Regions from separate parts of the Homo sapiens genome. Here region 2 is linked to region 1. A link is a loop called in an ENCODE intact Hi-C map of the cell type or tissue named here. Cell type or tissue: Calu3. All regions are shown on one strand. Links, peaks and the distances in the headings refer to the core of each region. The heading gives the core; the rest is flanking DNA. Region 1 holds the start of LINC02112 (long intergenic non-protein coding RNA 2112). Region 2 overlaps ATPSCKMT (ATP synthase c subunit lysine N-methyltransferase).

Evidence for each region. A loop is a pair of places that touch in the nucleus more often than their neighbours do. Peaks named below come from ENCODE experiments on the same cell type or tissue, not always from the same donor. Only the 100,000 strongest peaks of a DNase experiment are listed, where the experiment ranks them.
Region 2: it touches region 1 in a loop (22-fold over the local background); 2 of 110 quality-filtered maps call a loop at or near these places.

What each region holds. Positions count from the first base shown.
Region 1 is chr5:9,888,894-9,904,640 of GRCh38, reverse strand. LINC02112 (long intergenic non-protein coding RNA 2112) reads left to right here and starts at 817. Exons shown (of 13, transcript NR_027112.2): 1 at 817-1,116; 2 at 1,888-1,989. It also overlaps a transcript of TAS2R1 not described here. RefSeq lists an enhancer at 8,942-9,443. In Calu3, for the core only: CTCF peaks have their summits at 5,901 and 6,107 (motif pointing left); a DNase peak (open chromatin) is centred at 6,120.
Region 2 is chr5:10,224,856-10,240,602 of GRCh38, reverse strand. ATPSCKMT (ATP synthase c subunit lysine N-methyltransferase) reads left to right here. Exons shown (of 5, transcript NM_199133.4): 2 at 1,247-1,536; 3 at 3,988-4,125; 4 at 5,342-5,392; 5 at 12,956-15,096. The coding sequence ends at 13,162. Among named protein-coding and RNA genes, the nearest start is that of ATPSCKMT, 17 kb to the left of the region's middle. In Calu3, for the core only: no CTCF peak of the experiment used is centred there; a DNase peak (open chromatin) is centred at 6,942.

The DNA of each region.
Region 1 (15,747 bases), core at 4,226-8,225:
AAATGTGGATGTGATGTACTGGGCAAAAGGAAGTCTTGTAAATAGGCCTTTAGTGTGTGGTGGGTGGTAAGATGTAGGACAGTGTTTCATAGTCCTATGGGTAGGTCTCAAGCCTTAGATGAGACAGGATGGATGTCGGGGGCTGGATTTGGGTGTCCTTTCTCCTATATGTAAGGCTAGAGCTAGCTTGATTGGGGGTATTTTCCTTCCATCAGGTCAATTAGGCTCTGATACATCCCCAGAAGATCAGGCTTTGGTAAAATACTTTATCTTGCAGTCAGAGCTTGTTAAAAAGAGCAACAGGGATATTTTCTGGGGGAAAGTGGTGGCTAGGAGGCAGGACTAACTTGCAGTTACCACTCAGATGGACAGAGCAGGATGTGGAGACCCACATAATGAACTTTTGCTCCAGGAACTACTGCAAGAATGTACCAGAAAAGCCAAAAGAATCCACAGACCCTTTGAAGGAGGTGGATTGCCATTGCAGGTTCTGTGGGACAGCTGAGGAACTGTGAGTCTGCTTGCTTTATCAGCTGGGAGGCTTGTAGCCTGGGGCAGGTTCTCAGGCCTGCTCACTTGCTGCCTGGAAGTAAACTCAGTGCTGTTTGTGGAGCATGGTGAGAGTGAGACTGGTCTCTCTAGCTCTGGGCTGCACAGGAACTGAGTGAGGCCTGTGGTTCCTGGCTTTCCTCCACTTCCCTGGCAACTTGTGTGACACAACAGAGGCAGCCATAATCCCCTTGGGAACACAACTCTGTTGGCCTAGGAACCATACTCCCATCTGTCATGGCAGCTGCAGCAAGCCTCACCCAAGGAGAGTCTGGCTGGAGGCCAAACAACACAAAACCAGCACACTTAACAAAAATATAACCAATGACCCTTGCAGAGTCCACTTAACTCCCCTCCACCAGAGCAGGTGCTGGTATCCACAGCTGAGAGACCTGAAGATGGATCACATCACAGGACTCCTTGCAGACATTCTCCAGTACCAGCCCAGAGCCTGGTAGGTCTGTTGGGTGGCTAGACCAGTATTCTAAGTGAAGTAACTCGGAAATGGAAAACCAAACATCATCTGTTCTCACTCATCAGTAGGAGCTAAGCTATGAGAACACAAAGGTATAAAAATGATACAATGGACTTTGGGGACTTGGGGGAAAGGGTGGGTGAGGGTTGGGATAAAAGACTACACATTGGGTACAGTGTACACTGCTTAGGTGATGGCTGCACCAGAATCTCAGAAATCACCACGGAAAACTTATCCATGTAACCAAGCACCACCTGTTCCCCAAAAACCTATTGGAAAAAATAAAGGACAACATGGATGAAACTGGAGATTATTATGTTAAATGAAATAAGCTAGGCACAGAAAGACAAACATCACATGTTCTCACTTACTTGTAGGTTTTTTCACTTACTTATAGAGGTGGGGATGGTTAATGTGTACAAAAAAATGGATGAATAATACCTACTGTTTGATAGCAGAACAAGGTGGCTATAGTCAATAGTAACTCAACTGTACATTTTAAAATAACCTGAGTGTACTTGGATTGTTTGTAACTCAAAGGATAAATGCTTGAGGGGACGGATGACCCATTATTCATGATGTGCTTATTTCACATTGCATGCCTGTATCAAAACATCTCATGTACACCAGAAATATATACACTTACTACATACTCACACATTTTTTTTTAAAAAAGAATTATCTGATATATTTCAAAATGGTTACTTTTCCCTTCTACCTGCTGAAGACACGAGTGATTTTTTCTCCGATAGCCACCGTGAGAACCTGGTTAAGCTCCATGAGATTAAAATTTTCAAAGGTGGTGAGGGGTATGGGGAGGTGGGGACTGATCACTGTATTGATCTGTAGTTTTTAACTTTCAGACCTGTCCACGCTGAGTTTATAGCAACTGTCAATTACGGTTCAGATTTTCCTACCCCAGCGTGACTTTCCAAAGAGGCTTCTGCTCATGGATTTCTGCTCCAGTAAGTTGTGATTTTTAGTATCTGCCTGTCTCTCCAGTTTGTGGGGCAGAAGTTTGCCCTGTGACCTCACCTCTATGATGGATCTAAGAAGAATTTTTGATGTTTCCATTTGTTTAGCTTTTGACTTGTTGTTAAGGTGGAGTGGTGACTTCCAAGCTCCTTATATGCTGGACCAGAAATTGAAAGCCAAATTTTAGAAGAAATTATCTCATGGGTTGCTGGCCAGCCAAATGACAGCCATGGCTGGGTTAAATTTGGGGGTGTTATGTGCTCTACAGGGATTCTGCTTCCAGGATCTGGGGAGACAGCAGCCCTCTGGGAAGAACCAAAAGCACAGTAACATTCTAGAACATGTCCACAGTGTGGTAGTTGACCCACTCAGTTCATGTATGCCTCAATAGCATACTGTTAAATTATAAACTTATGAATAAGAAATTTGTAATAAAGATTTTATAACCTCACAGGTCTTTAGTAAGGCTAAATAGTAGAGCATGGTATTCAATGACACACTATGTTTAAGAGCTATACAGCTATAATAGGGGATAAAAGACTGGCTTACCCCAGGTGTCAACTGTAATATCTTGGCATGCTTTGCCCGTGATATCTGAGGGACAGACGTAACATCAAAGAGTAATGGAAGATTAACAGGAGTAGCATCTTGCAGTCCAGCGAGTCCACTACTCTGAGATCCTTTCAGTTCAGTCCTGCTAGGCTGGACGTGGGAGGATGATAAACAGGCTGGTGCTGAAGCAGCTATTCATGGTTAGTTAAAGCAAAAACACATGGGTGGAGTAAGTGAAGGACAATTTATTATATGGGGCATTTGCCGAAGCTATTTTTCTAGCATAGGTGTGCTTTCTTTTTCTCCGGAAAATAAATAGAACAATCTGACTTCCAGTCTTCTTGCCTGTCTCCGGCCTGGATCCACATCGCTTCATGCTTGCGCAGTTGAAATTATTTTCCCACAGAGTGCCTTACTTTCTGTCTTTTCCCCTTCCAATTCATTCTTCTTACTGCAGGAAGATTTATCCCCTAAAATACCCTGCTTATGATGTACACTTCCTTTTACAAAGCTTTCAAAGGCCCCTATTATACCCAGAGCAAAGTGTAAACTCAGTCAGTATTCTAGAGCTTCTACATTCAGACTACAATTCTTTCAATATTTTTTTCTTATTGTTTCCTGGCTTCTACTGTCCCCTCTGGCCACATTGTTTTCCAGAAGAATGAACGCCCCTGTGCATACCTAAACTTTTGGCCATGCCCTCTTTTCTAGGCTGATGGTTTTCTCTCAGCCCAAACAGGTTCTCTGGTAGCTTAGTCTCACCAGAGTCGCTTTCTGTAAGAAGTCTTATTTCATCTTTACTTTGTCCCCTACAATCTCTAGCAATTCCTTTTTTCTGCTGCTACATCATCTCTAGACTGTGACATTCATTTGTATTGAGCTGTTTGCCACCTTTCACAGCCATTTGTTCTGGTGTTTAAGTCAAGTTCAGGATCAAAGCTCCTGGAGAGATGCCTACCCTTCTCTGTGGTCTTCTCAGGGTCCAACCCAGGGCCCTAATGGGAGGCACTAGTACCTATTTACTGAGTGAGTGAAGGGTACAAAGCAAAGCAGCTGCGAATCTGAGCCAAGGTATTGTGTCCTCCGAGGACGACTAGTGCAAACAGAGACACGCTTCTCAGACAGGGTCTGTTCCTGATCAACTGCTCTGTTGCGGCTGAATGCAACCAGCATTATTCTTCCCCACGCAAATTAAATCCGTTTGAGCAGGAGGCCGAGGCGGGCGGATCACGAGGTCAGGAGATCGAGACCATCCTGCCTAACACGGTGAAACCCCGTCTCTACTAAAAATACAAAAAAAAATTAGCCGGGCATGGTGGCAGGTGCCTGTAGTCCCAGCTGCTCGGGAGGCTGAGGCAGGAGAATGGCATGAACCCGGGACGCGGAGCTTGCAGTGAGCCGAGATCACGCCACTGCACTCCAGCCTGGGCGACAGAGCCAGACTCCGTCTAAAAAAAAAAAAAAAAAAAAACCATTTGAGCAAGTGTATCTTAGACTATAGAGTGATATCCTATACATAATGAAACATATAACTCTGGCTTGTGTAAATCGACTGTACTCTGCCCCACTGGCGGGATGTTTCTGTGTTTAAGCTTTCTTGAATGCAGTGCTGCATTTGATACTGAAACAAAATGAAATCTTTTCTTGTATTTTCAAGCATGAACATTTAATCCATAAGAGAAGAAATTCAGTAAGTTAATGAATATAGGGTAAAATATTAAATCTTACTGGTGGCTGAAATCATGCAAATTTTAGTAGCTAACATCTGTGGAAAGGATAGTGTTTGTCAGAGGTGGTTCTAAGAACATGTCATGAATTAACTAATCAAATCATCACCATGATGCTGTTGAAATGGCCTCATTATCATTATAATCTCCATTTGATCAATGAGGATCTGATGGGTGGTAAGTTGTGAAGCTTGTGTATAAAACTAAGACATTTAGTTTCAGAGAGAGAACATATCTGTACCCAGTATACAATTCTGCCTCTCTGAATTCTGCCTACTTCTGTCTTGCATGACTGCCCTTATGAAACTAAACATTTCCTTACCATATGACCAAGCGAATGCACTTTTGGGCATTTATCTTAGAGAAATGGAGACTTATCTTCACTCCAAATATTGTATGATTCAGCTTTATTTGTAATAGAAAAAAACTGGGAACAACCAAATCGATTGATTCATTTGGGGACCGGACCACAGGCTGGGAACCACCTTCTAATGATGTAATCACCAACTGGACTCCATTGGGACATCTCAACTTTGTTGCTCAAATAGAGGTTCTGTAAGATTATAAGGCAATTATGTGTCTTTTCTAGACCATTAAGCAGGGAGAAAAAAAGCACTTTAAAGAGGGCACTGTTTTCATATCTATTTACATAGAGTCTAGTTTTTGTCTTCTTGTGAGAGGCTGCTTATTTGAAATTTTCACCTTTAGCTATTTTTTTTTTTTTTTTAGACAGAGTCTTGCTCTGTTGCCCAGGCTGGAGTGCAGTGGCGCGATCTGGGCTTACTGCAACCTCCACCTCCCGGGTTCAAGCAATTCTTCTGCCTCAGCCTCCCGAGTAGCTGGGATTACAGGCACCTGCCACCACACCCAGCTAATTTTTGTATTTTTAGTAGAGATGGGGTTTCACCATATTGGTTAGGCTGGTCTTGAACTCCTGACCTCAGGTGATCTGCCCACCTCAGCTTCCCAAAGTGCTGGGATTATAGGTATGAGCTACCACACTCGGCCACCTTTAGCTATTTTGCTGTCTTGTGTTCAAATTGAGAGGGAAAGAAGTTCCCCTTGGTATACTATTTCAGAAAACTTGGGCTGTATAAGAGAGAGTGGAATGGAGAAATGAAGACAGTAGTCACTCCTGTCCCTCTGAACTCCTCTGGTGGTCATACATCCTGAGTGCCGACTCCATCCTTAAGCTCATACTGTTGTCTGTCTATAATTTTCCTCTAAAATATTTTAGTATAGATGGTGTAAAATATTTATATGTGTGGGCTAGTTTCACTCTATGTCCTAAGGGTGGTTAGTTGGCATTTATAGTGTCCAAAAGAGAAATACACATTCCAATGGTAGGCACGGTTAGCATTTTAAAGATAGCCAACAAGAATTCGCAGTTCCATGTCCACTTCCCGTCTTCAACGACCTCCATCTGTAAATGTCTGCACTAGATAATTGTTAATTAGCATGAGGATTATTGCAGATAAGTTTTATTGAAAGAAATGGGTGGTGCGCATGATCGTTGGAATATTGTGGGTTGGTTAATCCCTGTCCAGGCCCCTCTGCCTGTCTGTGGACAGGGGTGCAGGAATCTGGAGGGCCCAGCTGCTACATGTTCTCCTTTAGAGTATTGCCCTTCATCTAGGGCTCTCTGTTGTTTTGCTTCCTGCCTCTTAATTGGGAATTCTGTGTCCTGATCATGCAAGGGACTTGAGGAGTTTCTAAGTGGCCAAGACCTGGGACCTTGCAGAGTTTCTAGGAACAGATTGTTTCATGACTGCTTGCCAAGAAACATTGATTTCTGTGGCAGAATTCTGTCTGTAACCTGCTTTCATGGTGATGTGCCATCTGGTGGTGGCAAAGCCATGTGCGAGAGGCCTCAGTGTTCTTTCTCATAACTAGAGGCCAGCAGGAATAGGCCTAGCTTAGGGAAGGTCTCAAAACCACGTACACACGGCTTCTACCTCGTCCCTCTCTCTTAAAGAATTTCCTCTGATCTTGGAGCCAGGAGATGAGGAGGCTTTGTGAGGATAAGATTAGATTATTGTGCCATAAAATTGGAAGTACTTTAAAATCTGGGCCCCTTTGTATTTGGGAATTCTGTACTTCCTACTCAGTAATTTACTGTCACATTTTCCCCACTGATAATAGGAGGAGACACACTTAAGGATGTATATTTTTCAAAGATGGTTATTTTGGAGCTTAAACAGTGTTAGATTATCGTGAACAATTATTAGGCAAGGAAAATTAGCCCACTTAATTAACCTAAGATATGTATTAATAGTTTAAAGCTTAGTCATTAGGAACACAAGGATGCGTTGGGAACAGTAACAGTCTTACTTAGAATTCCGAAGTGAGTCCCCGTGTCATTAGAAAATACATTGTTATGAAATTCGGAGGATTAATTAAAGTTAAAATTTGAGGGACTGTATTGAAGATGCGTCCTTGGCTCATGTTTCCTCTTTAAGTGTTGTGTTTATATATCAATCTAAAACAGAAAATGTGTTCTTTAATCTGCAGGCTCTTAGTAATTTTATCTTTCTCTTCAGATAAATTGTTTGGTTGCTTTCATCATCTTCCTAGTACATTTTGAACTGCTTAGTCTACCAAAGTAGAAGAATCATGCTTAATAAAACCAAATGACTTCTTCTTTCAAATGTTAATTCAGCAAAAAGAAAAAAGAAAGAACCCTCCCAAGAATGGGAATGTATGATCTCATAAAAGTTGTCTTTAGGCAAAGATATAATACATGCCTACTTTGTCATTTCAGGAAAGTTATTGAAGTCAAAAACAGCCAGTGCCTAAGTTCTGGGTATAGACGTGCGGTTAGCCTAAACTTACACACACAGTAGTGGATTGTTAACTTGAACACACCAGTTGCAAATCTAGGTGTTTTTGTTTGTTTTTTGTTTTTTTGTTTTTTGAGATGGAGTCTTGCTCTGTCACCCAGACTGGAGTGCAGCGGCGTGATCTCGGCTCACTGCAACCTCTGCCTCCTGGGTTCAAGTGATTCTCCTGCCTCAGACTCCCGAGTAGCTGGGATTACAGGCATGCGCCACCACGCCCAGCTAATTTTTGTATTTTTAGTAGAGACGGGGTTTCACCATATTGGCCAGGCTGGTCTGGAACTCCTGACCTTGTGATCTACCCACCTTGGCCTCCCAAAGTGCTGGGATTATAGGCATGAGCCACCGTGCCCAGCCATATCTAGCTGTTATTTTGTTTTGTTTTGTTTTAAGAAAACCTCATGTTACATCCCTTTAAATAATTAGCTGGAGGAAAAGTTAAGATCATCCTTAGTCTTCTGGGTAAGTAGCCATTTTTCCTGGTGCCCTAGAAATTACATAACACAGATGTTTTCATGGTAAAATGCTTGAGTGCAGAGGCTAAGAGACTTGCCTCTCTGAACCATCGACATTCATTCTCTTCTCCTGGATGACTTCTTGGGGATCGGAGCCAAATTGTTGTCTCCCTTCTTAGCCCCAAAGTTGTCATGCACACAGTAGATGCAGAAGCAGTGGGTGCATTTAGCAAGTCCTGCTGTGTTCATGGGATTGGATTTATTGCTTGGGGAGATACAAAATAATTAACTAGTGTGGCAAATGAGGTCCTTGCCTTGCAAGGACTTAGAATATAGGCATGAAGTGTTAAGACCTAAACAACATTGCCAAACAGGCATGGCAAAGTGGATAAAGTCTAGCGTGATTTCTTTAGCCCTTGTTTTTGGGGCACAAAGTAAAGCCATTAGGTGAGGAATACTTTCCATAGAAAGTGTTCTTCAAGTGGAAATGATCTTCAAGTGGCTGAACCCTGAGGGAGGTCTAGAATTTGGGTCGGCGGTTTGGGTCGGCGGTTAGAGAAGGGAGGACAAGTAACAGAGACAAGGCTCGCAGAGCTTCAGCCCGTCTGGAGAATAATGATGGATACGTTTTCTAAACTGACCTAAACCAATTAGGTTCTTTTTGGTATAAAATGTAGCCTCCAAAAAATGAAAGGTGGCTGAGGTTTAGCCATTCTCCTGTAACCTCAAATGCCAGTTTAAAGAAAGCCAGTCCCAAACCAAATTCTGCTACCCATATGGACATTTACTAAACAAATACTATTAGCAAAAGACACGAGAGATAATCCAACCAGTTCTGTAAGATTCGTGAAGTCCCAGTTCTCTGTGTTTTGTGGTCACCCTCTGATAGGCAGAAACCTCTCACCTTGGTGGCTAGACCCAAGTTGCCTGGGGAGGCGGGGAAGCTAACAGGTCTCTCAGGATCCATATACCTTGTATAAGGGTTGGGGTAACTCTAAAATATTTTCACCAATACCCATATCTTGGATAGCTTTAATTTCACACTAAGAAGCTAGTTATAACATTCATCATAGAAATTTTAGAGGCCACTATTTTCACCAGTAAAGACCCATCCCTAACCCTGGATGTGCTAATAATCACAGTACAGGTTGGAGGTTGAAATTCAGATGCGTTCATATCAGCTTTACAAAGCAATGGCTTCTTGACTGTAACTCCATCAGATTACAGCTGGACTCTCTGTTTCTTATTAGGGCAACTGATGCCTCTAGAATTATAATTTCAGTGGAAAGGCACACACAGAATATTGCACTGTCTGTGATAAAATATTTTTGAGAGCATTGTAGACAGTGTGATTTAAGATTGGTGGGCTGGGGCAGATCTGTTGATAGAGTGCCCAGAAGGGCAGACTGCATATATTGGATTTGTAACAGAACAGATCTCTGATGGTTATTGTCCGCTTCTAGAGTTTAGGCAGAAAAGGATAAGAAAAGAAAAAAGAAAGACCTCTCTGTTGACCATTGCACTGATTCAAAAGGAAGCCTCGCCTCTGCAGGCTTTTTGAGGCAGCGCTATTCCAGTAATCAGCAGACTGCCTGCTGCCCGGCTCAGCCACAGTGATTGCATATGGCTGTGGCTGCTACATCACTACAGGGGGTGGTATTGACTTTCAAAGGCAATGGCGGTCCCTTCATCTGTGCCATTTCCTCTGAAACAGAAGTTATTTTCTCTCACAACTGTGCATCATATTTGTAATAGCTTATTGATCAAAGCCAGGTCCACTTTCAAAGCAGGAAGAAACCAGGTGTCTCCTCCTCATGTGTTGGCTTTCCATCAGAAGGCACTGGTTTTGCAGTCCCAGCTCTTCTGCAGAAGCCATACTGCCTTAATCCCTTCCTTCTCCCCCATCACCCCCCTTCACACACACGCAGTGACATGTGCTTAGGCATGAGAAAGCCGAGGCCTTTGGTATAAGGTAGAGAGTGAGCTGAACTTGCTGCACTGGGCTACTCAGACAGTTCTTTGTCAGTTGCAGCTATACTTGTTCATCAGGAAGCCTCCCTACCACCACATGGTCTTCTCCAGTTATGTTAGATGTGTATGTGTACCACTTTCTGGCATTCATGTTTTAAATTTTAGAGAAATGCTAAACCTCATCCAGAAAGCCTGAAAACCTCATTCTCACTATGCTGGGTAGAAGTTGGTATAAGGCAACCTTTGCTTTGTATCTTGGCCAAAAATTTACCAACTGAACCACACAAAGAAACCTGCTGTGAAGTGGTTTCACCTGCAAAGGGGCCCCATGGCCTTGGGGCTGATGACCTCATTTTAGGAGTCTCCAATGTCTATAAATCTGTTTATAGCCTTCCTTAGCATCTCTAGGTGACCAGGATAGAACTAACTTACTGTATTAGTTTGCTAGCGCTGTCATAACAAATTACTACAGACTGGATGGCTTAAATAACAGCAATTTATTTTCATGTAGTTCTGGAAGCTGGAAGTCCAAGATCAAGGTGTCTGCAGGTTTGGTTTTTTCTGAGGCCTTCCTCCAGGGTTTGCAGATGGCTGGCCTCTCGCCATGTCCTCCCACGGTATTTCCTCTGTGTGTGTGTGTGTGTCTCCCTGCTGCCTCTGTTTGTGTGTCCAAATTTCCTCTTCTGTTTTTTTTTGTTTTTGTTTTTGAGACAGAGTCTCACGGCTGGAGTACAATGGCGTGATCTTGGCTCACTGCAACCTCCACTTCCCAGGTTCAAGCGATTCTCCTGCCTCAGCCTCCCGAGTAGCTGGGATTACAGGCACACACCACCACGGCTGGCTAATTTTTTGTATTTTTAGTAGAGACGGGGTTTCGTCATGTTGGCCAGGCTGGTCTCAAACTACTGACCTCAAGTGATCCACCCGCCTCGGCTTCCCAAAGTACAGGGATTACAGGCGTGAGCCACCACGTCTGGCCAATTTCCTCCTCTTAAAAGGACACAAATCAGATTGGATTGGGGCCCATGGGAAAGACCTCATTTTAACTTAATTACCTCTTTAAAGACCTCATGTCCAAACACAGTTACATTCTGAGGTACTGGGGGTTAGGACTTTAACAGATGAACTTTCGTAGGGTCAACATATATTCACTTTTTATCATATTTCCAAGTTCCCTAAAAGCCTAAAGGCCATGTTAGGTACTGTGTTTTGGCAGCAGTTCTCACACCCATCCAATCTTTGACCACCTGAGCAGTCTTTAAAGGTAGATTCATGGGACCTTCCTCCTTTTTCCTCCCACAGAGTCTTATTCAGTAGACAGATCACAAGAATCTATGTTGTTTCTGCAAAGTAGACCAGCCCCTCAGGATAGATGTACAAAAGTGAACAGGTATTTGCATAGAAGTCCTTCTCTCTGAGGGGAGAGGGGGGATAGGGAACTGAAGTAGAAGGAGATTACGTTGTTGTAATACACTTTTGCTGTTGGAATTTTTTTTATTACAAGTATGTATTACTTTTTCAGTAAAAAAGGCATTTACTAACTTAAAAAAAATTTTGAAGTGGACCGTTTGACCAGCCCAATTAGAAAACACAGTTGAATGAGTGCTGTCATCCCTTGGGCTCTAGGTACTTCTCATTTAAGACCAACAACCATCTGAGCGAAGAAGTCGGAGATAGGAGTCTGGGCTGGGCTTTGGAATGAGGCAGAACAGACTGAAAGACTCATGGACAGAAGCACAGGTGGCCCAGGTGATATACAAGATAATGGACAAAAGAAAACATGGACTAGAAAGCCCGGCCACGGGAGGTGGAGGTTGCACTGAGCCAAGATCACACCACTGCACTCCAGCCTGGGCATCTGAGACTCTGTCTCCAAAAAAAAAAAAAAAAAGCTGGGGCAACCAAGACATCACCCAGATATTTGTAGGGGAAGAAGGAAGAAGGCTGGACTTGCAAAGATTCCCTGAGCCCTTCTCTCTGGTTGCATGTAAGAATTATTGGGGGAACCTTAAAAATATTGCTGCCAGGACCCTATCCCAGAAAGCTGGAGTGACTTGGTTTTGGTAGCGGTGCAGTCATTGGTAGTTTATAAAGCTTCCAGGGGTTCTTTTGTGGGACATGTGGCTTTGTCTGGTGCATGATCAGTGGTCAGATCTGCCCTGCACTCTCCTGAGAGTGACCACAAGGGCAAATGAATGCAGGGATACTTGGTCTGTGAAAAGATAAGGGAATAGAAATGGGCTTGTGTCTCTTGAAGAAGGGCTGCTTTTTTGTTTTTTTGTTTGTTTTGAGTGTAATACTCTTGTACTTGACTCATAGCCTGCTTCTTCTATCAGCCCATTCATTCAGGGAGGGGAAGTTCCAATGGAAAGAATGGGCATAAGAGGCGCTTTTCCGCAGACAGTTCTAAATATGGGTCAGTGGAGGGGGGTCAAGTGCAGGGAATCAAGAAGACATGCCTAAATATCCAGCCTAGATAACTGGTTCTCAGTCTTGGCAGCATAGCGGCATCTCCAGAGAGCATGAAACACTCTTGAACCCTGGGTCCCATCCTGAGGTTGTTATGTAGTTGGTTCAGGGCTCAACCTGGACACCAGCTCAACTAGACACCTGAAGTTCCCTGGGAAATTCTAAGGTGAGGCAAAGTCTAATAATCACTGGCCTTAAAATGATGTAATTGGAAAGGAAGGAATGGGAAGAAAAACATGATAACCCCCAGGAACTTTTGGGGGCAAGAGTTCTACAAAGCTTGAGAAACTAGTAATAAAGTTGTTAGGCTATGGCATGGGAAGAAGAGTAGATCTGAAATTCATGTGGCATTTCAAAGACTGAGCCCAGCGTACTCAGATCAGAATGTCTTCTGCAGCCTACAAGGATGGCCCTTCTGCTTTGATATCTAGGCAAGAGGCTGGCTGCTCTACATTAGGAAGAGGATAAAAAGTAAAGAAATAAAACCCCCTAAATCTGCCCCTCCTGGGTCAAAGGGATTGTGGGGAGAGGAATAAAGGGAGAGGGTTGGGGTGTGTGTGTTGGGGCCCATATGGGTTCTGATGGGGAAGGGTGAAACTTTAAATATATAAGAAAAAGAGCAGAACCTAAGGTGGGCTATGAGGGAGGGGAGGGCTTGGGCCAGCCCATGGGGTCCTGGGGAAGCTAGAGGTGGTTAGGTAGGATGCACTGGGGTCAGCCTGCCAAGCTCTATCCCTTTTATTTGCAGAAGGGGTCAAGTATGATTGTGAGTTGTTGGGCAGGAGCTGGAGTGGTCATGAAGTGCTTTGGTGGCTTGGGGTACAGAAGTTCTTTAATATTCTAGCCACTGTCCAACTGCCCTGATGGGTACTGGGTGTAATACGAGTCCTGGTCTAATATCTGTTCTCTGGGCTTCCATCTGCAGAGAATGAGAGGCATGTTATATGGGCAGAGGAAACACTGTGGGCTGGGGGCTTTTGCTCAATTTACTTTTTGGATTCTGGGGTCATAGCAGCCACCTAGAAGTAGGTACACTTTGTGGGCAAGCAGGCTTAGCAGAGGGAGGGCCAATGCTGAGCCCTCCCCCAGCCACCTTTGGAACCCATACTCTGTGCATGGGATCCAAAGTACTCATGTGTCTCCTGGCCCCAAAGAGCTTTGCTTATGTGAGTTATGTTGGCAGATACTTACCATGTTAGGAATTAAATTTAAAAAGTATTTAATAATTCACTAAAGACAAAAATAGTACATCTATTACATGCTAAATGAACAATATCTTTTTATGAAAATTTTTTTTTCCCAAAATGAAAGAACATGAAATGAGAGATTGGCATTGTTTTACATTTTTGCATAGCTCTTTAACGTCCTGCTTAATAGAAGATGGCTGCCTGCTTACATCTGCTTCTGTATTCAGTCTGTTGTGATTTGCTGTTTTCCAGATGTGTGGCTGGAAAAGGGGCATGCATTTTAATGTTGGCTTTCTTTTTAGATAATTATGAATAGTCTTCTTTGATACTGTATCAAAACTCTGAGGTAGACTAGAGAGAGAATGAGATTTTAAAAGCCACATAATGACTTCATGTTATTAGGTTTGAATTTGTGGACCCTTAAAAAGGCCATGGGCACCTACCGAGGTCTCCAGACTATACTTTGAGGATGGTTGTGGTAGCAGAAGGAAGCCCCAGATGCTGTCCCCAAAAAACGATGTCCACATGGAAGACCAGGATTCCAAGCAAACCTCCAGTAATCCACTTTGATTATCATTTCATCTCACATTGTGCCTTGTTTTTGGAATCCGGTGTTAAAGTTGACACGTGGTTATAAGTAGGTCACAGTGGCCCTTAAAAACAGGGTCAAGAAATTTCACTAGTCAGTCATTTAAATATCGAATTGACAAAAGGAAACAAATAATGTAAAGTGAGGCCCACTAAAAATGATTAGTTTACATGGACACTTACATGTTTAAAATATCAGTCTTTGTAGAGCTTCAGTCTTGCTGATTTCAAATACTCTTTTATGTCCCTTTTAAGAGAACAAATCAGACTGTAAAATTATGTTTTTAAGGATACTGTGTAATAGTCTTTGTTACTTTAGGATGGCAACATGAGCCCTACAATGATATATATAATGGGGTTGGAAAGCTGGGGAGGAGAAAAGATAATAATGATTACAAAGTGAGAACAGATAGGGGACCTACAGAAGCTGCAAGACCCTGAGATGTGAGGCGGAGGAGGAAGGGCTAGGCAGGAGTAGTAGGTTCTAGGGGGAATATCAGGGTTAAGTGTTAGAGCAGGAAAGTGTGAGGTCATGGGTGGACATATTGACGAAGTATTTGAATTGAGGCTTATAGAATGTCAGAAGTTTTATGCTCTTAACCATCACGTAGGCGGCCTTTTTGAGAGAACACAAAGGTTCTGGTTTCTTTTTACCTTGCCTTTTCTAGCTTCTCTGCAGGTGTCTCCAACTCAACTTGTTCATGAAAACTGTGGGATTTCTTCTGAAGGCTGGATCCCGAGTCCCTTTTTCTTTTTACCCTATATTTTATCCTTAGGGGATCCCACTCACACCCACAGCTTCATTACTCCTTAAACCCAGTTGTCTTGTAGATTTATATCTTTAGCCCCGACCGCTCTCTAACTTCCGTGTGAATCAGCCCACCCGACATTTTACTTGGTATCTCAATATACCTTACACTCTGCTGCCAGAAAGCCACTCACGCTCCCCACCAAGCCTGGTCTTTCTCCCAGCTTGCATATCATCACAAATGTCATGGCTATTCTGGTTTCAGGTCTGAGACCACGGAGTCCTTGTTGGCTCTCTTGCTTCGTCAGCCTGGGTTGGATCCCCACCCCAGCTCTGATGACTTGGTATCCACTTCTTTCAGACTCTGCCCCTTCTGACCCAGTCCTGTGAGGCTCCATGACCTCTCACATGAGGGGCCTTTGGCAGCCTCCTGATGTCTGGTTACATCACTGTTGCCCCAGCACAATCTGCTCCACACAATAAAGTCAGAAGCACTATCTGAAAATGCAAACATGCAAATCTGGTTACCCCCCGCCACCAATAAAAAACAGTGAGCAAAAAACCCCCGCTGTAATGCTTTAATTCAACTGTAAACTCAACAGCTTAACTCAAAATGGAAACAGTATTTTCCCAGTGGATCACAGCAGCCCAAAAGGTATTTTTAGCCATAGCTGGGCTGCCTGGAGTCTACCCTGTGCATGTGTGGTCCTACGTCAGCCAGATACATGAGCAGGATCCATCCACAGAATTTGGGACTCTCCTTCTCCCTACCAGACATCCTGCTTTCCTTTCAGTTACTAGGGCTGCCGTACCTGTCCCTCCATCATCAGTACAGTAAGACTGCACATTTTCATCTGCTCCAGCATGGTGCAGATGGGGGCACTCAGAGTAAAGGAAGACAACCAGAAATGTACCCTGAGCATTCCCCTGCAAGCTCCGACCCCCTTTCAGTAGCTGCCTGCCTCCCTGGTGCTGCTTATTAAATCTAATACTGAGTTTATAGGTCTGTATAGTTTAAGGGTGTTTTTAAGAAATAGTCTGAGAATGGTTGCTCTCATAGCAGATACTTAGCCATTACTGGGAGTGCAAACTCAAATCTTAAATGCTCAAGTTGGCCTTCAGGCTTCTGCATAACTCTTAAGTAGTCCTCCATCCTCATCCCCTCTGAAATGTTTCTCTGAATATGCCTCATTTTGATCACATTCACCTAATTT
Region 2 (15,747 bases), core at 5,061-9,060, 340 kb before region 1:
TTTCATCCTCACAATATCCCTGTGACCCCCACTTTGCAGATGAGAAAACAGGCTCAGCAAGGACCAGGGATTCAGGGTCCCATCATTAGTGAGGTGGCAGAGCTGGGATCCTAACTTTGGCTGGCTCTGGAGGAGTCCTGCTTTTACCTCCTGTACTGTGCTCCTTGTTAATCAATTTTAAAATCAATTTTGTCAATATTAATTTCAAAATCTTGAGATCCCATTTAAATGCATTTTAAAGGACAAATCTCAAAAGGATATTTAAGGTACCATTCATTTCTTTGTAATCAGTGATTGGGGTCTGCGTTATTTTATGTTTATGATAGTACTAAAATGATGATCTTATTTTTTATTCTTTTTTTTTTTTTTGAGACAGAGTCTCGCTCTGTCACCCCGGCTGGAGTGCAGTGGTGCGATCTCGGCTCACTGTCAGCTCCACCTCCCGGGTTCATGCCATTCTCCTGCCTCAGCCTCCTGAGTAGCTGGGACTACAGGCGCCCGCCACCACGCCCGGCTAATTTTTTTTTTTTTTGTATTTTTAGTAGAGATGGGGTTTCACCATGTTAGCCAGGATGGTCTCGATGTCCTGACCTCGTGATCGGCCCGCCTTGGCCTCCCAAAGTGCTGGGATTACAGGCGTGAACCACCACGCCCGGCCTTATTTTTTGTTCTTTTTGGATCCGCTGTAAAAGTCTCTTTATTACCATACTTATTTAAGATATTTGGTAAAACCTGATTTTTGTCTCTTCTATTACTTTAAAATTGTATTGGTGAAACTGGATTGTAGATGCCAGACCAGATTTGATGTGGAATCCTTTAATTCTACTTGAAATTGGGTAATAATTAGACATCTTTATGCTTATTTGTTTATGAGGCTTTGTTAGTTCAGAACATAAAAATATGTAGTGCATGATTAAAACTTGCACTAATGGATATTAAATTAATAAATTACTCGATAAGTTTGAATACATTGTTTTGTAAGGATGACTCCTAGACACACAAAAAATCAGTACTTTGGAAAGAAAAGATTTTAGTCTTCTCATAGTATTGAATAATGTTCTTCAAAATACCTTAATAGGATTTAGAACTAATTGTGGGATCCTACAGTTGACATTTAGCTTGTATTCAGCTAAATTATCCTTTAAAAAGCATGAGTTTGTTTGCCAATGAGAATTGTAGAAAAAAATGCTCTCTTGGATTTCAGATTTGGTGCTACATGTGTCTCTTCTGCTTGCTTTCAATCTAGGTATACCCCTAGAAACACTTAAAGAAGAAAGTCAGTCAAGACATGTTCTACCTGCAAGTTTTGAAGTCAACAGTTTGCAGAAAAGCAACTGGGGGTTCTTACTTACTGGGCTTGTGGGTGGCACCCTGGTGGCTGTGTACGCTGTAGCCACGCCGTTTGTAACGCCAGCCCTTCGAAAAGTCTGTTTGCCGTTTGTACCTGCAACTACGAAGCAGATTGAAAATGTTGTGAAAATGTTGCGATGCCGAAGAGGATCCCTTGTGGACATCGGTAGTGGGGACGGACGCATTGTGAGTTCTGCTAAAACATTTTAAGGTTTGAAACCAGAACTTAAAATTTCTGCTTTACATTTAGTAAGGCTTACACAAAGACTTAACTAAATCTGACAGCTTGAAAGAGTGCTCATTTCATTTTATGTTTGTTTGACCAAACTATTCAACTACCAGTGTGTTTGGAATTCATTTTTCCCAGATTTAATTTGTTCTTAAAGGAGGAAGTGTGCTGTAAACATGCCAGGTGAAAAAGAACAGTTAACTGGTAATTATCAAATTGTCTCTTAAAATACATGGGCCAACAGAGGTGGCATGAGAAGAAATATGTTAAATCATGGCATTTCACTCCTTTACATTTTTGCCCCATAGTTGTTTGCTTCTGCATTTGTCTGTATTTATCCATGTATAAGTAATAATTCCTGGGGTAATACAGAGTTAAGAAAGAGCCAGTGATTAACCCTCACTAAGCCGAAGATCAGTCTTTTTATGAACTTCTCTCACTTGACCGCAGTTGGGCACCTATAAATAAAAGGCCACTGATGGGCAAGTGGGTGTCTCAGAGCAGGTTCCTCTGTGGGCAGGGTGGCACCATCCTTAGCCTCATCCCAGAGATAAGCTGAAAAGTTCCAGCAGCAGTGGGAAAGGCTGGTGCTATGGAAGCATTTAGTGTGAAGGCCAGCAGGACTCTATCACCTTTCACCGGCTCCTACAGACATAGAGACTGATTTTGTGATTCTGAGCTAGAATAATCACGAGGAGGTTAGAAAGTTAAGATATTTTTAATTTAATTTTTTTTTTTTACTTATAAAATTGTGTTAAGATACACATACCGTAGTGTTTACCATCTTAACCATGTGCAGGTGTACGGTTCGGGGTGTGAAGCATATTCACGTTGCCGTGCCACCATCACCACCACCCATCTCCAGAACTCTTTTCATCTTGCAAAACTGAAACTCTGCCCCGATTAAATAATAACTTTCTACTCCTCTCCTCCCCTCACCCTCTGGGAGCCACTATTTGTTTCTAAGAAATTTATTAGTGGCCAGGTGTGGTGGCTCATGCCTGTAATCCCAGCACTTTGGGAGGCTGAGGTGGGCAGATCACGAGGTCAGGAGTTCAAGACCAGCCTAACCAACATGGTGAAACCCTTTCTCTACTAAAAATACAAAAATTAGCCAGGCATGATGGTGCACGCGTGTAATCCCAGCTACTCAGGAGGCTGAGGCAGGAGAATCGCTTGAACCTGGGAGGCGGAGGCTGAAGTGAGCCAAGATCACGCCACTGCACTCCAGCCTGGGTGACAGAGCGAGACTCCATCTCAAAAAAAAAAGAAATATATTAGTCTGTTTTCATGCTGCTGATAAAGACATACCTGAGACTGGGCAGTTTACAAAAGAAAGAGGTGATTAGACTTACGGTTTTACACAGCTGGGGAGGCCTCACAATCATGGTGGAAGGTGAAAGACAAGGAGGAGCAAGTCATGTCTTACATTGATGGTGGCAGGCAAGGAGAGAGCTTGCGCAGGGAAACTCCCCCTTATAAAACCATCAGATCTTGTGAGACTTACTCACTGTCATGAGAATAGCATGGGAAAGACCTGCCCCCATTATTCAGTTACCTCCCGCCAGGTCCCTCCCACAACACATGGGAATTCAAGATGAGATATGGGTGGGGACACAGAGCCAAACCATATCAATAAATCAAGGAGAAAGTTTTGAAATTCATATTTGAATGCTTTACGTATTTGAAGAGTATCTGTGGTTTCTGAGAAAATGTTTTCTTGCAGCACTGTAGTACTTGGGAACTATCTTAGGTGGGACAGCTGAGTCAAGGGATGCTCCCTTAAAGAATGGGGCAGGACAGAACAGGCAGAGAGAACCCAGGACTGCCCCACATCCCTCCCACTCTCCGGAGGCCAGTGGGATTCCACAGTTGACGTTATTGGGATTCATTTCATTTTACTTTTACCTGTTTTCAGTTTTGAGTAAACAGTCATTAACTACAAAGGAAATATGTAACTAATTGCAGATTTTTCATTGACAGGTTATTTTTATTGCATATTATTACTTGTTCACAAAACCATCCTCCCAGACACTTTCATTTCACTGCTGCTGTGCTAGCCCACTGATGGAGAGATGCAGTGGATTTTCAGCAATGTTTTGTTCGACCTCCCCGGGGGTTGGCTGACCTAGAATCAATTATGGAGGTGTTCCAAGTGAACCTGAATGTCTATTCTGATACTTGAGGTGAAGTCTTTAACCAATCAAGGAAACTAAGTTGCATGGGTTGACTATTACGTTGTCCACAAAGCTATATCGCTTTAGAGACACATTTTAAAATGATGTCTTAGTCACGGGAGGTGCTTTTTGATTGGATGTTTAAACCATTGATAGGAAATATTCATATTGTTTGACCATGTATGTTCATTTTTTCTTCTTATTTTGAATAAATCCTGCCTCTCTCCACAGGTCATAGCGGCTGCGAAGAAAGGGTTCACAGCAGTTGGTTATGAATTAAACCCATGGCTAGTTTGGTATTCCAGATACCGCGCTTGGCGAGAAGGTGTGCATGGATCTGCCAAATTTTATATTTCAGATTTGTGGAAGGTATGTAAGGCAGAGAATGGCCCTAGAGAAATCCAAGGGAAAATTTTATTATTCAAAATTAGTATGACTGAGAACTGAAAAATGTATTAAAAGAAAAATAATTAAAATCCAAGTGAATATTCTGGCATAATGAAATATGTAAAATTGATACGTTTTACAAATAGTCTCCTTTAGAGAGAAGCTTAAAGTTTTTATATGATAGGTCTTGTGAATTCCAAGAATTTATTTACTAAATTAAAATGTTGTCATTTCTGTTTCTTACAAAATAATGAGATTTTTCATCTCATTTGGAAATCCTATAAATTATTATTGATAAATATTAGACTTTTCCATTTGTGTGCCTGTGTGAGTGTGTGTATGCATATTCGTATATTTAGAGAGACACAGAGATGGTTGCTGGAGAATCGTGCTATCACGGTTATTTCTTATCCTCATAAAGTATAAGATACTTCCAAATTTATTTGTACTCTAAAAACTCTAAAAATGCCCTGTAATTTTGCTTTAGGAATGTTCCATAAAATGCTTTTTCTTAAATAAGAATTTTCCATTGTAATATTGTCATCAGTAGCTTACAAAAATTCACTTGAGTTTTGCTTGCATTGTTTTTTTATGCCATATGTGCATAAACGATCTCTCTATAGAGTAAATAAGACTTATTGGGCAATAAGAATTTTAACTGGCAAAGCACATTTCCCCCCAGTTTTTCAACTAAAGACCATTTTATTGCACTTTTTTACATAGTATTTTAGAGAAGAGGAGGGGGACTCAAATTTTAAGGATGGTTCAACAACAACAAAAAACAGATGGTTCTGAAGTCTCCTGTGTTCTGGTGAAGCTGGTGGTATAGAGTGGACTGGTGCGGGAACACGTGGCCCCGGTGCCACCAGCTGGTCACAGTGGGGTCACAGTGTGGTCACTAGCTGTCTGACGCATGACCACTGGGGCGTGCCCTGGATGGAGTCACCCTGAGGATGAGATGGGATGACTTACAGGGAAGCGTTTGGAAAACTGCAGTGGATTGAATTAAAATGAATGAGAGCATGAACATGTTATTCTTTTCCTTGTGAAATCTTAAGGAGGGCCGCTGTTCTTAGGAGTTCATCAAAACCCACCGTTTGGTAAAATGGAAAACTGCTACCCATTTCTGTAAAACAAGTTAAGCTTCACGTTTGGCTTTTTGCACTTAATCTACTGATTATTTTCCCACCTTGTTCAGGTTACTTTTTCGCAGTACTCGAACGTTGTTATTTTCGGTGTGCCTCAGATGGTGAGTATGCACTTTCCTGCTCTCTGTTTGGGGTTAGATGATGTTGAAGGCCCTTCCAGCCACAACACCACCACTCACCCGTGTGAGGGTGATGGCCTCCCAGAGATTTTAGGGAACACTGGATTTCAGTTCATTGATTTAATAAAATACTTCAGAGTCTTAGAAGTTTAATCATAAAAGATTCAGTCATACTTTTAAACTTTGGCTTCAGATTAAATTCTCAATGATTTCCCTAAGCCTTAAACATTCCAGTTTGGAAACTGCTTTCTGAGGTCCCGTGTCTAATGTAGTTTGCAGTTTTCACAGCCGCTCACTTCCACTTCGCTGAAATCGCTCCGGAAAGTTAATGAGATGTTCCCTCTGAATTGATCATTCCTCCCATTTGGAAGGAAGATAATTTTCTGGGTGGATGAGCATTGAGTAGTTTCAGTTTACCTCAGTTTACTGATTTGCTAGAGGATGGCATATTGAACTTTGATTATGTACTTTCAAAAGTGAAAATGCCACAGTATTGTACTGAAAATGGCCCTCCTTAGCCTTTGGAAGGATGGTCATGGTGGGAAGCTTTTGCTGTATTGCTGGTGCACAGACCATGGAAAGAAATCCCTTTTCACGTTTCAAAGTCTATCATTGTAGCCATAATAAAATTGGCAGAATTGAATGTTTGCTAAAATGCTGTGATATAGCTGATAGGGTTTTAATTTTTTAAAAAGACAATTTACCTTTTTTTATTTTGTTTTTTAATTAATACCCAAATTTTTGTATAAGACATTTCAGTGCTTGAGAAATGTATTTCTACTACTAAGACCTTCAGTATAATGCCATATTCTTTACTTTTAAAATATAATTTAGAAATGCTTTTGTAAAATATTCTTTTTTTTTTGAGCCAGGGTCTTGTTCTGTTGCCCAGGCTGGAGTGCAGTGGCATGATCTCGGCTCACTGCAACTTCTACCTCCCTGGTTCAAGCAATTCTCCTGCATCAGCCTCCTGAGTAGCTGGGACTACAGGCACCTGCCACCACGCCCAGCTAATTTTTATATTTTTAGTAGAGGTGGGGTTTTGCCATGTTGGCCAGGCTGGTCTTGAATTCCTGACCTCCAGTGATTTGCCTGCTTCGGCCTCCCAAAGTGCTAGGATTACAGGTGTGAGCCACTGTGCCCAGTCTTGTAAAATGTTCTTGAAAGTGACAGTATCCTGTACATTTATAATTCTCATTAGGCCTAAAATTAAGACCAAACTTTGGTATTCAGCCTTTTCTTATAGAAGTGAAATGAGGTAGAAGGGCACACTCCCTGGTCATTTTTAAAAAACTGATTGGGATCATAGATTGATACGCAATTTTGATGGTGATTTATTACCTGTGATGTTTGGGCTTTCGTTCTAAAATGGAATTGTTAGCTTTTTGGAGACAAGTAACTTTAATTTGAATCTGTGCTTTATAAAAATAGAATGTTAGCATTTACTGGAAATTCCATGCGTTGTGGAGAGGCAGGATGATGAAATCAGGATTACTTGTCCCAGCGGGGGGCAGCAGTGGCCTTTGGTAGTCATCGTCACTCCAGGACCTGTGGAGCCGACTCCGGGTGCTTCTTACCATGTTTGAAGTAGACTGACTCACTTTATGGAGCTGTTCAATCAGGGGAAATAAGAGTCTTATTATTTATGAATACTTTTGTGATTACTGTCCATTCTTCTGTATGTAGAGAAATCTGAAATAAGGAACATGTACCATTTCACTATTCCCAAGGAGAAAGGGGAGCAGCTGAAGGATACAAAGTGTCCACGTTCCCTGTAATAGAGATTTGGCCAGCTTGCTGTCTTCATGCTGGTGGGTCGGTCAGGGGTGCGGAGGCTGGGATGGCTTCTGTTGGTTTGGAAGGCTAAGTTTTGTGTGTGGAGGCCCCTACTTTCAGCCTTCATCAAGCTGTGTCTCAGTGGAGGCCATGAGGGGAGGGGGCGTGTGCTGTGCCAGTCGACCATCCCAGCCGTGGCTGGGTGACTCCACAAAGCCAGCATGCCATGTGACGTTCCCTGCTGATGCCCAGGTAGATACTCAGAGAGCCAGGGGAGCCTTGGGGAGGCCCAGAGCCAGGAATCTCTGGGGCTGTAAACCCTCACCCCTGCTTCTGATACCAGACTGATGATCCCTAACAGCTCTGTGCGGTTGTAGCTCAAAATCAGAGGTGCCCTAGCATTTCCACACAAGTATGTATCTATCTAAAAAGGAGCAGGAATCCCATCTGGATCTGGTCAAGCCAGTTGTGGGGTTGTGAACATCCATGTTTAACATGAGCTTACGCACTGAGAGCATCTTTTCAAAGTGCAGAGCAGATCAGCCTTGCTCTTGTGTAAAACCCTTCTGTGACTTCTTGCCGTTTTTAGGGATAAGGCCCAAATACTCACTGTGGCCCTGAGGCTGGTGCGCAGGGGCCCCTGCTCCCCTCCAGCCTCCCCTGGGCCATGCTGCCCTCAGCTCTCTGCACCAGCCCTCCGTCCTTCTCTCGGCCCCCTGGACCTCGCCATTGCTGCTCTTCCCAGAGCCTGGGGTGTTTCCTTCCTTCTGACTGTGGTCTCCCTGGCTCTGGACTTCGTCGAACAGCACTGACCACTCATGGGCCAGCTGTCTTTTCCTCTGCAAGGCAGTCCTTGATGACAATGAGGCGAGCTCCAGCGGCCCGCTTTACTCTCATATAGTACCTTGTTGCCCTGTCCTTAGATGGGTTATTGTGCATTTCTTTGTCTGAAGGCTTCGACACTGCTAGCTGTGTGCACTGCACCATCAGCTCAGGGGCAGGGACCAGGCCTTTCTTCTTCTAGCTGGCCCAGGCCTCCAGCACCGCAGCACTGGCACAGGCATCACTCAGTAAACGGTTGTTGAATGAATGAATGTGGTCTAAATATACCCATTATTTATACTTTTCCCAGAAAGCTATCTACTTTCATAACTTCAAAGAATGACCAATTTTAGTTACAAATTCTGTTATGAATTTTTTTTTTCTTTTTTTTGAGACAGAGTCTCACTCTGTTGCCCAGACTGCAGTGCAGTAGAGCGTGATCTTGGCTCACTGCAGCCCCAGCCTCCTGGGTTCAAGCGATCACCTGTCTCAGCCTGCCAAGTCGCTGGGAATACAGGCGTGTGCCACCATGTCCGGCTGATGGTTTTAGTTTTCGCAGGGACAGAGTCTCACTATGTTGCCCAGGCTGGTCTCAAACTCCTGGGCTCAAGCAGTCCTCCGGCTGCAGACTCCCAAAGTGTTGGGATTACAGGTGTGAGCCACCATGCTTGGCTTTTATGAACTGATGAACAAAAATATTATCATTATGTTCTAGTGAAGAAAAATAACTCGTAGCTGAATCACTTTTTCTTCCTTCTTTCCTTCATTCATTTGACAAGTGTGGCCACTATAGCAAGCCCTGTTCTAATCGCTTGGAATACTTCAGTGAGTACAAGAGAAAACACACCTGCCCCAGGTGCTCATATGCTAGTGGGGAGAGCAGATATTACATGAGATGCCTGTAGAAGATGCATCATACAGCAGAAGCAAAAGTGCTGTGGAGCAAAGCAAAGCAAGGGCGGGGTGGGGCAGGGACAGGATCCCTGCAAAGGTGACCTCTGAGGTTAGGGAGGGGGCGTGCAGGGAAGAGCGCCTCGGGCAGGGTGGGGGGCAGTGCAGCAAGCAGGCAGGTGTGGCATGAGTGTGCGTGGGGAGGTCAGAGAGGAAGCAGGATGGGAAGGACACCAGCCCTTGGAAGGGCAGGAGCCTTGGGTGAGCAGAGAGGAATGCAGGGCTGGCTGGGCTTGAGAAGGGTCACAGGCTGCCATGTGGAGGCAGGGGTGGGTACAAGCTGGGAGACAGGTTATAAGCTCTTGCAGGTGTCCAGGCCACGGAGTAGCTGGTGAGAAGCATCAAATTCTGTGTGCATTGTGAAGATAAAATCCACAGGACTAGCTGGCAGATCTAACGTTGGGGAGAGAGACAAAGGTGGGGTCACAGGCAGCCCCAGCGTGTTGGCCCAAGTTACTGGAAGTTTGGAGTTGCCTTGGGAAGTGGAAGCTTGTGTCTAGCACCTTAGACCACCGGGCCATCCTGCCACACGCTTGGAGTTGCTTTGAACTATGCTGGGGAAGGTGCAGGCGGAGCTGGCTGGGAAAGTCAGCATGGGCATGTGAAGTTTGGGTGTACATGACATCAGGCTGGCAGTGGTGGGTGAGAAGGAGTCTGGGGTTCGGGCCAGAGGGTGGGCTGGAGATGTAGGTTTGTTGGGCATCCGCACAGATGGAGCCTGGGAGTAGCTGAGACTCCATGGGGAGCACGAGGATGAGCTGTTGAAGGCATGAGCTCTGGACCCTGGCATTAGAGGTCTAGGAAATTAGGGGCAACCAGTAGGACTTGAGAGGGGAGCCTGGGGAGGAGGAAGTGCCAGGAGTGAGTTACACTGGCGGCCCAGTGAAACCGGGGTTCCTGGGGGGCGGGATGTGTGTGTGTGGCAGGGCTGGGTTATCTTATACCTTTCAGAACTATGTTTAAAGTTTTGTAGATGTAATTAGAATAGGATGAGTTCATGCCACTTTGAAACCTATAATTGTATGAATAATTTTGAATTCCTTTACGCAGACATGACACATCACGGCTTCTCTTTGCGTATGATATCAAGCACCAGATTCATTGCATATTTATGTGTAATTTAGTCAGTTAATTTCTTATGATGGAAATAGCTCCTTTCATTTTTAGGTTTATCTTGACTTAGCATATGACAATCATTTGGAAATAAAAGAAACTATAAAAGAGAAAAGAATAATAGCATCATGAATAAGTTTATAATTATCCTTTTTATGAACAAAATTACCATAAGAAATCTCTGATATTTTGGAAAAACACATATTGTTTCATTCTTTGCTTATTTAATTTTTCCCTCAAGGAACAAAACTTTTTTTTTTTAATCTATACTGGCTGTTAAAAGAATAGAAATTCCTCCATCCTTAATAGAATTTATTCTGTGTTATCTTCGCATTGATTCTAATGAAGAATTAGAATTTAGTTCATTCCAGCTGTAGGTCATGTAGAAGTTTTTCTGAGCACTTGGTTATAAGATATAGGCCAGGAATAAAACCATCATAGAAGCCCTATCAATTTCATCTTGGTTACTTTTTAGAGGAATAATTTTTGCTTAGATCTTGTTTTCTAAATATCACTTCTCACTAAGAGGAACCAGGAATCTTTGAGAAAAAGGCTGAATCAGGACTGTGGAAGGGAAGATACAAAAGCCAGGAACATTTTGTTAAGCCTGAATGTAAGGAGTGCTCACAGTATTTGATAACAGCATGTCCAAAGGACAGAGAAGCCAGCGGCAAGAGCCTCCCAGTGGCCAAATTAGGAGAATTCGAGCATTCGAATACACAAGGACAGTAATGGATTATAACCCATCAAATGAAATAAGAATATAGGTGTTTGTCCTTATAGCAGATCGGTAGATAAGGAGACAGAGAGAGGCAGAGCAGGTGAGGGGAAAGCTGTTCCTTACGGTAGAGTGCCAACTGTACATCTAGAAGAAAGGACAGAATTAGCAGATTGATTCAGGCCAGAATCATCCGTGAGTGCTATTTCAAGTGTAGGGACTCTCTGATGAGTAACAGGATTTACATCATCCCAAAGCATCTCCCCACAAACTACTCATTATAAAAGCAAAAATAGCAACTGCACAATGGAGACACCGGATCCCACCTTCACTGTGTGGTTACTGCCATCATCAAGAGCAGAAGGGCCTCCTGGGTGTCTGTGGAGCCCTGGTAAGTTCACAGCTTCACAGGTGGGGTGTTGCCAAAGACCACACACCGCACTGCTCATGAGCACACATCAGAGGACCCACCGCCAGGGCCACTCGGTCCGATAACTGAAGAATGTTATTGTCACGAAAACCAAAGAAAGACTGAGCAACTGTTTTCCGTCTAAGGAGACCAAAGGAATGTTATGGCTAAATGCAAAAATGGTCCTGGACTGGATCATACCCTTGGGAAATGTTATACAGAACATTATTGGGGCAATGACAGAATCGCAGTGTTATTTGGAATTATTATATTGGAATACAATGTTAAATTTCCTGAATATAACTGTGCTGGGATTATGTATGAAAATATTTTTCTTAGAAAATACACACTGAAGTATTAAGGAAGTAAAGGAGCATATTGTATGCAACCTTTTCTGCAATGGTTTAGGAAAAAAATGTTCAAAGAGAGGAAGAGAACAAATGTGACAAAATGTTGAAAATCGGTAAACCTGTAGGCCAGCTGCAGTGGCTCACGCCTGTAGTCCCAACACTTTGAGAGGCTGAGGTGGGCAGATGGCTTGAGCTCATGAGTTCAGGACCAGCCCGGGCAACATGGTAAAACCCCATCTCTACAAAATTAGGAGGTTGAGGTGGGAGGATGATTTGAGTCTAGGAGGCGGAGGTTGCATTGAGCCAAGATCACACCAATGCAGTCCAGCCTGGGCGATAAATCTTGTCTCAAAAAAAAAAAAATTATTTGAACCTGGGTATAGGTATACAGGAGTTCTTTGTTCTGTTATTGCAACTTTTCTGGAAGTTTGAAATTATCCCAAAATAGCAAGTTAAAAGAAGAAAGTAGAAAAAAATTATTTTTAGGATGTGAAGGTGGTGAAGGTGGTAATATATTTTTAGGATCTGCAGATAAGTTTTTAAGTAGTTGTTAATTTGCTGATGTAATTAAAATATCAATACTTCTAGCAAATAATAAAAACTCTTTATTGGTAGATTGATAATAAAATGGTACAACGGTGGTATAAGTTAGGCTATCAAGAAATTCATTATCAGTATATTATGGATACATTTTTAAAAATTATGAAATATTTCATGATATTTCCAGTTGGTAGAATTGTGCATATTTTTTCATAGTCTAACTATACCACATTTCATTGACTGTAGATCTTGATTTTAGGATGCACCATTGCTATTGAGAAACAAAAAAATTGCTAATTATAATTCTAAGACAATTAGTGTTGTGTGATGTGTCCTGATTTCAGAGATGTTAAAAATGTGCAAAAATGTGGCTGGGCGCAGTGGCTCACGCCTGTCATCCCAGCACTTTGGGAGGCCGAGGTGGGCAGATTGCTTGAGCCCAGGAGTTTGAGACCAGCCTGGGCAACATAACAAGACCCCTCTCTCTTAAAAAATGGTGGAAAAATAATGTCTTAAATATATGAGACTAGGTATATTGAAGTGTTGAAGTGCGTTATTTAAAACTGCTTCTTATTAAAATTACTGCCACATCCTGATTTTATTTAGAAAACTATAAATCTATGATAGACATCTGCTAAAAATGGCATATTTTATAATTAATACTAGAAGGTGTTCTTACAACTGCTGTCAGTGTATCTTCTGTATTTCAATGGATTGTTTGTTTATGTGTTTGTGTCCCAGAGTGCTCTTTTTAACAAGTAGTAATTTTTGCTCAGGTATTTTCAGGGACTCTTAAAAACAGGAAATTTTGGGATCATTTCCTCTGACTCACTGCTCACTAAAATAATAGCTGTTACTCTCCACAGATGCTGCAGTTGGAGAAGAAACTTGAACGTGAACTTGAGGATGATGCACGAGTTATTGCTTGCCGGTTCCCTTTCCCACATTGGACTCCAGACCACGTCACGGGGGAGGGGATAGACACAGTGTGGGCATATGATGCAAGCACTTTTAGAGGCCGTGAAAAGAGGCCCTGTACATCGATGCATTTCCAGCTGCCCATTCAAGCATAAACTTGACTGGGAGTGTTTTTCTGAAATATTGTAGTCTTCCCTGATCTTGTAGAGACTTACAGCTGTGTCCTTAGCAAAGGAGCATAATTGTCTTTGGTTTGGAATGAGAAATTACTATTACTTTCCTTAACTGTTGGAGAAAACAAACGAAGAAAAACAGGTAGATTTAAAATCTGCTTTTGATGCTATTTTCTTAAAAATTGTACTTACTGCCTTTCCATGCACCTGGATGCATGAAAAGATGAATAAGTGATGGTCATGGTTATGGGTAGGAAAATAAGATGCCAATAGCTCTTCACATTATAAACAATATGGCTTAATGCCTCGATAAGGAGAAATGATTTTTAAAGACAGTATATATTACCAACTGTTTGTAGTATCCTATAACTTTGTTCATACTTAAGTTGTATCTCTTTCCTTTTTGTACTTCATGGCAAAATTAATTTTCTAAAGGATTCAGAGAGGCGTTTATATTTTATAACATTTATTAGAAATAATTTGTTCCACCACTAGATTACTGTATTTTATGGAATCTAAGCTGTATATGTGTACATTTGTATACATGTATGTGTAAATGTAAGCCTGACGTGGGTTCAGATTCCAGTTTTGTCATCAGCAAGAGGCCTCGGACCCATGACTTACTGCCTCTGAGCCTTGGCTTTCTGTGTATCTCTGCCACTGGGATAATGGTACACATAACAGTGGAGTGGGGACCAATTTCTAAAACTCATGGCACCTAGTCTTTGGTCCATAAATGGTGTTTGTTATTTTAGACACTGAGAAAAATCTTATTCACAGAAGTTGCAGATTATTTCTGCTAGTCACTTTTTTATTTCTTGAGAGCTGCCACTCATTTAATATTTCTCATTTATGAGAAGAGACTTGACTGATTTAGATAAAAGACGAATTAAGGAAAACCTTTGAACGTGAGTAGACAAGCTTCATATATCTGTAAAGTGAATATTGAATGGTAGCTTGAGTCATTCGTACTTATCACAGAAAAGAATTGAACTCCCAGTCATACACCTGTAACTGAAATACCAAACTGTCTTAATGGAGATGTAATGAAGTAAGATGGTCACATCTTTAACTAAACTTATAAAAATTGGTCAGTTTGATCATTTTCATTTAAATGAGAAACATCTGGGGACACATTCATTCATTCAACAAATATGTATTCAGTATCTACTGTAGAAGAAGCTCTGAGATTCTGCGGTAAATAGACATGCAAAGCCCCTGGCCTCATGGAATTCCTATTCTGGAAAGGAGAGACAAACAAATAAGCAAGGGAATCTTAGTGTGTGTGGAGTTCTCTGAAGTAAACAGTGTGATGGTGTAGAGAGCACCTGTGTGAGTCTGAGATGAGGGGATGTGATGTTGTGGACTTCAGCCAGGTTTTTGGCAGCTAGTGTCTGTCCCTTTTTCAGTAGCTCCAGTCTTCTTATGAAGAATGAGTTCTTTCTGTGGTGTGTGACTTTAGTGGGAGGGCAGCTCTTGCTCTATGCCTCTCAGTTGCCTTCCACTGTAACCAGTCCTGTAACTGGTCTGGGCACACTCGGAGGGGGATCCATGGTAGCTCCTTGCCATGAAGATGTGGGTAGAGGAGGGTTCTGTGGGGCCTCGGAGGTGTTCAACATTTTCTAGAAGTGTTCCTGGTGGGTTTATAGAGGCATTGATATGGTTTGGCTGTGTCCCTACCCAAATCTCATCTTGAATTCCCACGTGTTGTGGGAAGGACCTGGTGGGAGGTGATTGAATTATGGGGGCAGGTCTTTCCTGTGCTGTTCTCATGATAGTGAGTAAGTTTAATGAGATCTGATGGTTATTTTAGGGGGGAGTTTTCCTGCACAAGCTCTTTTTGCCTACTACCATTCACGTAAGATATTCCAGCCACATGGAACTGTAAGTCCAATTAAAGCTCTTTCTTTTGTAAATCGCCCAGCCTCAGGTATGTCTTTATCAGCAGCGTGAAAACAGACTAATACAGTAAATTGGTATGTTGCTGAAAAGATGCCCGAAAATGTGGAAGCAACTTTGGAACTGGATAACAGGCAGAGGTTGGAACAGTTTGAAGGGCTCAGAAGAAGACAGGAAAATGTGGGAAAGTTTGGAACTTCCTTGAGACTTGTTGAATGGCTTTGACCAAAAGCCTGATAGCGATATGGACAATAAGGTCCAGGCTGAGGTGGTCTCAGATGGAGATGAGGAACTTGTTGGGAACTGGAGCAAAGGTGACTCTTGTTATGTTTTAGCAAAGAGACTGGTGACATTTTGCCTCTGCCCTAGAGATTTGTGGGACTTTGAACTTGAGAGAGATGATTGAGGGTATCTGGCAGAAGAAATTTCTAAGCAGCAAAGCATTCAAGAGGTGACTTGGGTGCTGTTAAAGGCATTCAGTTTTATAAGGGAAGCAGAGCATAAAAGTTTGGAAAGTTCGCAGCCTGACAATGTAATAGAAAAGAAAAACATATTTTCTGAGGGGAAATTGAAGCTGAATGCAGAAATTTGCATAAGTAACAAGGAGCTGAATGTCAATCCCCAAGACGATGGGGAAAATGTCTCCAGGGCATGTCAGAGTCTTCATG